Linked DNA regions of Mus musculus: region 2 is linked to region 1. The links are chromatin loops, found by intact Hi-C in ENCODE. Cell type or tissue: gastrocnemius. All regions are shown on one strand.

Region 1 (5,000 bases):
GATGGATAATGAATGTTTACTAAGGGCACTGAAGTAGTCCAAGAAATTTGGCTCTGCAACATTCCAACTCTCCAAATCACAAAGTTCTAATCAGTTAATTGGTATTGCAAAATCTTTAATATAGATGTGATTTTCCCCCCTCTTCTGAGAGTATCAGTTCCCAGACTGTAATTTACTTATTTGCTCAACAAGTTGGATTTAGGAGCAATGTTGTTTCGTTTGTTTTTGGTCCCCTATCTGAGGTAATTTCACACGTGTTCGTAACTCCTAATAGGAGTCGTACAAAAGCCCAAAGACCCATAGTTTTGGATATGTCTTTTTTTTGGGGGGGGGGAGGCGTCTTTAATATGCTGGTATTTCTAAATTTCTTGAAACAAGGTCTTTCTACGTGTCACAGGGCCTCAAACCCCAGGAGTCCTGCCTTCGGATTATAGGCATGCACCAGGAGGCCTAGCGCATTTCTGAAATTCTGTGAGAGAGCAACAATGAAGGCAGGTGCAGGTGGTGTAGTCAACCTACATTTTATAAAGTCTTTTAATTCTTGGGGCATCTTTCCGGCTGAATAACAAAGCGCTGCGCTCCCAGCCCCTCAGGCGCAGGGTCTAGGAATATCCCGGACCAAGGAGTACAACTCCGAAAGTAGCAGCGTTCCCTCTGCGCAGAGGTAGAAGGGGGTGGGGGGAATCCGGGTGATCTCCTCTTGGGGACACCACCACCGGGTGGGGGTCATGCGATAGAAGAGGCAGAGCCCGGCTCAGCTTTCTATAGACTGAAGCAACTCTAAGCGGAACCCCAAAACCCTGTCCACTGGACCGGGTCTCCCAGACTCCTATGGCCACCCGCTGAGCAAGCCTGGGACACAGTATTATTACCCAGGAGAAAAGAGAAAGGTTCGCCAGCGTTGGTGGGGGAGATGATGGTCATTCTTTGGTGTTGGCCTCCATCAGCTAGCGCCTGGGAAAGAGGGGGAGGGGAGGTACTGAAACAGTGTTGCAAAGCGGTGGGAACGTGAACCTCCTGTTTGCTCCTGTTTCGGTGGGGGCAGGAACTTGTTTACCTCCGGCAGTGCAGGCACTTCCGCATCGCCCCGAGGACAGTCCCACACGGACTAGTAGTTTGGTAGGGCAGCCAGCATCTTCACCTGCTGAGTCACCTCACTAGCCCTCCTCTCCAAGGACTTCTGCTATCAGCTCCGCCTTCTATACAAAGTGAAGGATACTGAGTCTGGAATAGGGAACAGGAGAAGCAATGCTTTGTGACTCGTGAATGGAACTAGGCTTCACAAGCTAGTCATCACTCAGGGACCAAAGCAGAGACAGACTCTGAGAAGACAGGAGGGGAGATCTGCCTAGTGCTGTTCTGTGGGTGGTTAATTATTCTGAGACTACCTGGGAGGTCCCTTAGTTTTTTTTTTTTTAATATGTATGAACACCTTGATTGATGATTGAGGTGGGAGGGTCCAGCCAATTATATAAGAAAATTGAGCAAGCCACAAAAAAACAAGCCAGTGAGCATTTCTCTGCGACACCCTGCATTCCTCAGCTAAGTCAACACAGGAGTGCAGAAACAAAGAATTCCTTTGAGGATTTGGGGCGTAGGGAAGTATTTACCTGGTGTACTGAGGCTCCCTTCCCTGGCCACACAGGTCCCACCCAGCCTTGGGTTGCCCTTGGGAACATCATGTGCCAACTTTACACGCAGGGGGCCCATCTGCTTCAGGGTCTGAGTGGTGGATCCTGGAGAGTTCCACCCACAGGAACATCCTACCTACAGAGGCTCCTCAGTCCACCCAGAGAGGACCACCACGGCTCTGAAAAGTGAAGTGTGGATAGGCTGGCTACCCAGGCTGCAGAGATGGGAAAGGCCGCACCTCTGTTTTCACAGAGGTGAAGCCTCCCTACCCACCACCCACATGTTGGTTGAACTCTGACACCCCCCCCCCCCATACCATGACACACGTGCAGGGCGGGCACACACACACACACACACACACACACACGGGATAAAATAAGAATGAAATATGGGGAGGATCAAGTGACAGGTAAGAAAGGGACATAAGAACACAAAGAGAAGCAGTCTCTCGGAGGGACAGTGTGCTAATGGCTGTGCCTACTGTCCACAAGCCCAACTTCAGAAGCAAACTTGCAGATTCAAGGAGAGGGGTCTACCAGCTTCTAGTAAAAAGGCTTCAAAAAACCTGTTCACAGATAATAACTGTGCTTTTCTGTGCCGCTGACTCCTGTTGGGCTCTGTCTAGGTGTTTTCAGTGTCCCTCCCTGGTCCAAGTTGGAGTTTGCCTCCATAGTCACAAGTAAGGGTCTACCACAGGAGTGGAGACTCCTGAGTTCCTTCAAAAGTAGATTCCATGCCTGCTATCTGAAGAGGTCTTCCCAACATCTCAAATGTTCCATTTCCAGGAGACCTTTCTTCTCTGTTGTATCTACCGCCTCAGTTGCAGGCATGCATGACCACACCTGGTTTTATGCAGTGCTAGGGCTCAGCCCCAGGATTTTGTGAATACTAGGCAAAGGCTTTGAGTTACATTCCCCATCCCAGAGACTGAGTTTGGCTGACTAGAAACAGGAAAATGGAGGCCTTGCCAGGGGGAAGACGCTAGGGACCCTTTCAAGGGCCGCTCATTATACCTCCAAAGTCCAAAGGCACAGAACACATCTCTCTGCCACTTGTGTTCTTGTTGGCCTTGGCTGAGGAGGGTGTGTATGGGGGGGCAGCTCTCCAGGTGAACCCTGCTTTTTGGAAAGGGACTGCATAAGTAGCCTCAGTACACCCAGCCTGCCACTGGGTGGCACTGCCGCATCTCAGGACAGGGGGCGCTAAAGGGATTCGTTAGGTAGAGGGCTCCACTCCTCTCTCTAGTGCTGTGCCAGCTGCTTCCAAGCTATAGTTACAGACGGCTTCTGTATGTGACAAACATAATCAAAGAAAAAGAGGCTATCAATTTAGCGCAGGGCGGCTGGGTGAGAAAGGGAGGGGGATGTGATGTAATTCTATTTCAATTGAAACGTTTTAAAAACAAAAAAGTTTAAAAATAAAGTAAATATTTTGAAACAAAAAAAAAAAACTGTAAAAACACAAAGAAATAGTTCCTGCCCTCCAGGAGCCCACAGTGGAACAAATGCTTAGATAACAAATTACTTGCTCCAATAATAGACATAATTACTTGCTTCGGCAGAAGAGCAAGGAATAACAGGCTCCATCGGAAGGACCCAGGGGAGGAGGCCAGCAGCTGATTCAGCAGTAGCCCATTCTAGGACAGGACATCTCTGGTGGTACCTCCTGCCCAGAGCACTTGGAGCCGGGGTGTGCTTCTGGGAAGGTTTTCAGTTTTCAGATTTCCTAGGAGTGGGGACTCTGGTAGCTGAGGGCTGGTGGCGTCTGTCAGCTGGCCCAGGTGTATAAAGTGGGCCACTCTGTGTAGGTGCTCTGTCACATCCCGGTGAGGTGCTGTTTGCTGGTTTTACAGCACTTAACCTAAGCTCCTGGTGTTAGGACAACTAGAACATTCTGAATAACATTAGTTGTTCCAATTAGCCCCTCTTGCCACCGGGAAAGGCAGACAAGGGGACCCCTATCCTTTTGCTGTGCCTTTCTGGGGTTAGACCTCATGTCCCAAGTTTCCAGCTTGTATTTGACCTTGTCTCAGGAGCTCTCAAGGCTCAATGACTATGTCTGTGAAAAGGGTCCTTCCTGGTGGGCTGGAGGAGGTGGGGATAGTGTGGGATGAGGGGTTCTCCTCTGCTAACTTCAGCCAGGAAGGAAGGAGCCATGGCAAGCCAGAAGTCAGTCATTCTCCACAGTGTCTGTAAAATGGGAGGGCTCAGGTTTGCAGTAGAGACAGTTAATACCCAGTAGATACATCGTTACTAAATACTTACAGGTAAGACAAAGTCGATTAGTTTCCATAGTGGCATATGCATCTATCTAATGTATCTATCTATGGCTAACATCCTGGCGCCTGACTTAGGACTGTTGCAAGTTTGAGGCCACCCTGGTCTGCACAGCAGTACTGGGCCAGTCGGAACCATATAACTGGATTCTATCTCTAAATCAATCAATCAATAATTTTGTAAAATCCGTGTTTTTTTACATACTCTCTTTAGAACTTAACTCGAATGGGGTTGCAGTTCATATTCAAATGTTTTAACTAAATTCATTTTGGCAAATCAAAACCCAAAGTGGAGATGGACTGGCTAAGCTTTTGGGTTTTGTTGGTTTGTTGAAGACTGGGTCTCAGACATCTATGCTGAACCTGTAGCGATTTTCCTCCAAGGCTGAGGTTTGAGACTGGCTTCTCCAAGCAGCTTAGCATGGTAGGTGAGGGCTGTCGGAGGGTGGGTGGGTGAGGTGGAAGGGGGTAGGGGTGGGGTTGGACACTACTGTTTCCCTATGTCCAGCCTCCAAGTTACCTTTGCTCACCCCAGTTAGGGAGCACAGGTCACTCTTCATTTAGTGTATTCCATGGCCACACAATTGCCGTGGTACAGGGAAGCTTTTGTTTCCTTATTTCAAGGTGAAACCGCAGGAAACACGATGACAAGGGGAGAGGGAAGGTGGAATTTACAGGAGACAAAGCGCTTTCCCCTCTAGCCTGGCTTTGGGCTCTGTTCGATTCTAAACAATTAGTTTTGAAGAAGAAAATGTCTATTTAGTCAAGCCTGGTGGCACGTGCTTGCAGTCTCTGCACCTGGGAGGCAGAGGCAGCTGATTTCCACGGGGCCCAGCCTGCACAGAGAATTCCAGGGCAGCCAAGGCTACTGGATAGGGAGACCTTGTCTTTGAAACAATGAAGGGGAGGGATTAAAGAGGGATGTCGCAATCAGATCAAGGCACGCCCTTGACACAAGCCTTTGGGTACAGCCCTGTGCAGGCAGGTTATATGTAATTAGCCTCCAAGTTAATACGGAGCTATTGGCTCAAACCAGATGGTGTACTTCTGCGTTCTGCGCTGATACCTGAATGTGGAGCAAGGAGATTGGCGT
Region 2 (5,000 bases), 75 kb after region 1:
TGTTTTTGTTCTTTTTTTTTTTTTTTTCCTGATACGGTTTCTCTGTATAGCCCTGGCTGTCCAGGAACTCACTTTGTAGACCAGGCTGGCCTCGAACTCAGAAATCCACCTGCCTCTGCCTCCCGAGTGCTGGGATCAAAGGTGTGCCCCACCACGCCCGGCTAGATCTGTTTTTAAATTAGAATAATGTTTACACCTAAAACAGAAAGTCATTTTTGAGAAATTAAGATAGTAGAAGCCTGCTATTATGCACATGAAGCAGGAAGATTACTAGTTTGAGGCTATCTTGGGTTCAAAAGGGAACCCTGTTTAGGAAAACAAAAATAAGCTGTGTGTGTTAGCATGTCTTTAATTCCAGCAGAGGCAGGTGGATCTATATGATTTTAGGGCCAGCATGATTTATAGCAAGTTGTAGGCCAGTCAGTGCTACATAGTGAAAACCTTTCTCAAAATGAAAACATACTACAACCCCATTAACTACCCCCCTCCAAAGTCCCCTCAGTGGAAGGCTATACAGCTATAAAAATGAGTTGAAGATTGGAGAGGTGGTTCCCAGCATCATGGAACATGTGTACCCACGTATATACTAATAAATAAACATGAGGTGTAGTATAGCTTAGTACATCTTAGACATGTTAGGTAAGTGCTCTAACTAGAGTTAAATTAGTTCACTCCTCTCTTTTCTTTTTCTTTTAAATCAGTGCCTTAAGTTTCCCAGGATTGTAATTAACTTTGTATCTTCTTGCTGAGATTACAGGCCTGTGACACAGTTAAATTATATTTAAACTCATTGAGTAGCATCAAAAATTATATAGTGAATTTATCCATATAAAACATTGCTTTTGGCTGTATTTGCAAGTGTGTTCTTTAAGACTTGTAAATAAGGAGAGTGTTGTGGCATATGACTTTAATCTCAGCACTTGGAAGGTGCAGGCAGGCAGATCTCTTGTAAGTTTGAGGCCAGTCTGGTCTACATCATGAGTTCCAGGATAGAGTTACATAGTGAGACCCTATCTCAAAACAAAACAAAAGATTTATTTGTAAATTGTTTTTCTTAGATTTAGATGTATTTTTCTTGAGGCAATATTTTATTTGGCATAGAGTAAATATTTGCCAGTGCTTACCCATTAATTAATGTTCAGGGAATCCATGATATTAGTTTGAGTCATATTGCTGCCTTTTACTTGGAGGGTAAAAAAGTAATTACTTAACCGGGCAGTGGTAGCGCATGCCTTTAATCTCAGCACTTGGGAGGCAGAGGCAGGCCAACTTCTGAGTTCGAGGCCAACCTGGTCTACAGAGTGAGTTTCAGGACAGCCAGGGCTACACAGAGAAACCCTGTCTCGAAAAACCAAAAAAAAAAAAAAAAAAAAGTAATTACTTCTGATGTTAAAAAATTTAAGGCAACAAAAATGAAATTCTCACATATAAAGTAGTCATTTTAAGTTTGCAGTACTCGTTGATATTCATAAATAGGCACTATACACTACATAGGTACCAGATCCACTGTTAAGAAATTATGTGGCTTTTAGGATTATATGAAATATAGAAATAACTAGAAAAGCTTGTGGTAGGCAGGTTTCTAGACAAAATTAACATACTGTATAAACAGTCCTATTTCAGGTAAGTACAAATGCCCCTTAAAGGCATGTGACTCAATGTTAAATATGTTTGAGTTCTACTAAATTTAAGCATTGTTACTTGAAAGCATAAATGTCATTTAATGTTATCCTCAGTTGATTCAGTTTCTTAATTGTAAAATCTCTTCTGAGTTCAGCATAACAGTTTTAAGAGGCTTGGGTGTCCAGGGACAGGCTACTAGAAGACATGGCAGCTGTACCTACTGACAGTAGGAGAGTCTAATGTGTAAACTTTTTTGTTTTTTATTTCAAGATTATTTTATACTGGGGCTGGTGAGATGGCTCAGTTGGTAAGAGCACCCGACTGCTCTTCCGAAGGTCCGGAGTTCAAATCCCAGCAACCACATGGTGGCTCACAACCATCTGTAACAAGATCTGACGCCCTCTTCTGGAGTGTCTGAAGACAGCTACAGTGTACTTACATAGAGTAAATAATTAAATTAAAAAAAAAAAAAAAAAAAAGATTATTTTATACTACTGTTCAGATAGCCCTGCTATTTGTTAATTTGCATAGTGATGACATTTATGTTTTTAACCGGACATATTTTTCATTTTTGTAGATAAAGTGGAGAATTTTAGTGAAGAACATGAAAAAAATAGTCACCACTTTCACAAAAATGCTGAAGATAGTACTAAGAAACCCAATGCAGAAACCGCAGTGGCTTCTGAATATAAAGCTGATGAAACTAAAGAAACAAATGATACTTGGAACTCCCAGTCTGGAAAAAGAACAGAGTCTCCATCTGAAAGTTGTCCAGTCAAAGGATCTGTAAGAACTGGTTTATATGAATGGGATAATGATTTTGAAGATATCAGGTCAGAAGACTGTATTTTAAGTTTGGATAATGAGTCTCTTTTGGAGATGAAAGACGAGGATTTAAAAAATCGGATTGGAGGATTGGAAAATCTAAATGAAACCTTTGAAGAAGATATCATACAAAGTGTTCTTAGGCCAAGCAACTGTAGGACGTACTGTAGGGCCAATAAAGCGAGATCCTCACAGGGAGCATCAAATTTTGATAAGCTAATGGATGGCACCAGTCAGTCCTTAGCCAAAGCAAACAGTGAATCAAGTAAAGATGGCCTGAATCAGGCAAAGAAAGGTAGTGCAAGTTGTGGGACCAGTTTTCGAGGAACAGTTGGACGGACTAGAGATTACACTGTTTTACATCCATCTTGCTTGTCAGTGTGTAATGTTACCATCCAGGATACTATGGAACGGAGTATGGATGAGTTCACCGCATCCACTCCTGCAGATTTAGGAGAGGCTGGCCGGCTCAGAAAAAAGGCAGATATTGCAACCTCCAAGACCACTACTAGATTTCGACCTAGTAATACTAAATCCAAAAAGGATGTTAAACTTGAATTTTTTGGTTTTGAAGATCATGATGAGACAGGAGGTGATGAAGGGGGTTCTGGAAGTTCTAATTACAAAATTAAATATTTTGGCTTTGACGATCTCAGCGAAAGTGAAGATGATGATGATGACGACTGTCAAGTGGAAAGAAAGAAAGACAAAAAAAGAACTAAAACAGCTCCATCACCTTCCCAGCAGCCTCCTCCTGAAAGCAGCGACAATTCCCAGGATAGTCAGTCTAGTACTAATAATGCAGGTAAGAATTGTAAGATGTATATATAATAAAAAATAATATGTATTTAATATATAAAATTTTCTCAGGCTTTAATTAAAGGGTAGGCTCTTTCCTAAATATTCCATTTTAGTTTGAAATATATAAAATTTATTTTTAATTACATGTTGATGTGTGTGCCTGCATGTGGCTATATGCATGTGAGTTCAGGGTTCCAAACCCAATTCAAATTGCATGTAAGTAAGCTCTCCCACTGAAATATAACCCTAGGCTAGCATATGGTAATTTATGTGATAATTTTATACTATTGAGTCTTTGGGACAGAGATACCAAACATCTTGTTTTAGTTTTGAAAATCCAAATGTAATACAGACATAAGGATTGATTTTTTTAGGACATTTAGAACTGTACTGATAACAGATGGTTTTATGAGGGAAATACTCAAAAGAAATTAATTAAACCCTTTGGAAGTAGCACAAAACTTGAAAAAAATTGAAACATTCTCAAAGCCTCAAATTGTGGTCTCATAGGATTGGAAAGTACTAGTAGGTAAGGATTCTCTCAGTTCTCTCAATTCTCTCTCTCTTTGTCTCTCTCTTTCTCTCTCTTTTTTGTTTTCGAGGCAGGGTTTCTCTGTGTATCCCTGGCTGTCCTGGAACTCACTCTGTAGACCAGGCTGGCCTCAAACTCAGAAATCCGCCTGCCTCTGCCTCCTGAGTGCTGGGATTAAAGGTGTGCACCACCACTGCTCACAGTATTCTCTTTTAATAATAAAATTTGTCTCAAGATTGTAGGCTCAATGATAAGGTCCTCTTAGTGGTTGAGTCTCTAGTGAGAGCTAGGTCTATTTTTGTATCTTGGAGCAATAGAACTTAAATTCTGGAGTATGAAACGTTAAGACTCACTTTGAGAAATGAAGTTGATATTGAATAACATTTGAAAACTATAAGACTACTTGAATGAGAAACACCAAGTTACAGGTCAGTCTTGATATAACGTGTGAACCAGCAGTCATTTTTAGAAGATGAGGTTCTCTTCCTTCTAAATTAGAAGAAAATGTTTATAACCATTTGAGAAGTAATCTAATCCTTCAGTAGTTTTTATGTGAAGACTCACAGGTCATTGAACTACATTGTACTAGCCAAGGATAGCTATCTTGGTTGTTTCTTTGCCTCCTGACTCAGCCTCCCAAGTGCTAGGATTAGGACTGTGCACCACTCCCAAAGATTGTGCTTTTTAAAATTTTGTCCTCTTTGGAACTGGAGAGATGGCTCAGTGGTTACGTGTGTTTGTTGTTCTTAGTTCCCAGCACCCACATAGTGGTTCATAACTTCAGTTCCAGAGAATCTGATGCCTTACCATCTCTGCAGTCTCCCCAGGCAGGCTCATATACCTATACCGGACGGTTTTGTGCACTGTGTATTCAGATGCTGATTTCTATGCCTAGACATCTGCAGTCTGGACAATGGCATGGCCAAGCATCTCCGGTCTTAATGTTATGTAAAAGTTGTTTCCCATCACCTCTGATTGGGTAATAAAGAGCTGATCAGCTAGTTAGCTGCTCAGAAATAGGGCAGGACTTCCTATTCCAGTCCTGGAAAGAGACTAGAGAGGAGAGAGGGAGAAGATGTGGAGAGACCATGTGGATAAACCAGGAGGATTCTCCATTGAGGTCTCTTGAGAGAGCAGCCATGAGGACAAACATGGACTAGAGTGAGCCAAGGCAAGACTCAGATGTAGGTAAAGGACCACATAGCTGGGAAGTATACAG

What was found. Peaks named below come from ENCODE experiments on the same cell type or tissue, not always from the same donor. Only the 100,000 strongest peaks of a DNase experiment are listed, where the experiment ranks them.
Region 2: it touches region 1 in a loop (2.8-fold over the local background); 2 of 42 quality-filtered maps call a loop at or near these places.

Annotation. Positions count from the first base shown.
Region 1 is chr14:34,614,195-34,619,194 of GRCm38, forward strand. It overlaps Gm52113 (a long non-coding RNA gene), which reads right to left. Exons shown (of 3, transcript XR_003951117.1): 2 at 1,058-1,224; 3 at 417-954. Among named protein-coding and RNA genes, the nearest start is that of Gm52113, 3.7 kb to the right of the region's middle. In gastrocnemius, no CTCF peak of the experiment used is centred here; a DNase peak (open chromatin) is centred at 2,811; H3K4me3 peaks cover 1,045 bases.
Region 2 is chr14:34,689,482-34,694,481 of GRCm38, forward strand. Wapl (WAPL cohesin release factor) reads left to right here. Exons shown (of 19, transcript NM_001004436.4): 3 at 2,201-3,253. Among named protein-coding and RNA genes, the nearest start is that of 5830448L01Rik, 17 kb to the left of the region's middle. In gastrocnemius, no CTCF peak of the experiment used is centred here; no DNase peak of the experiment used is centred here.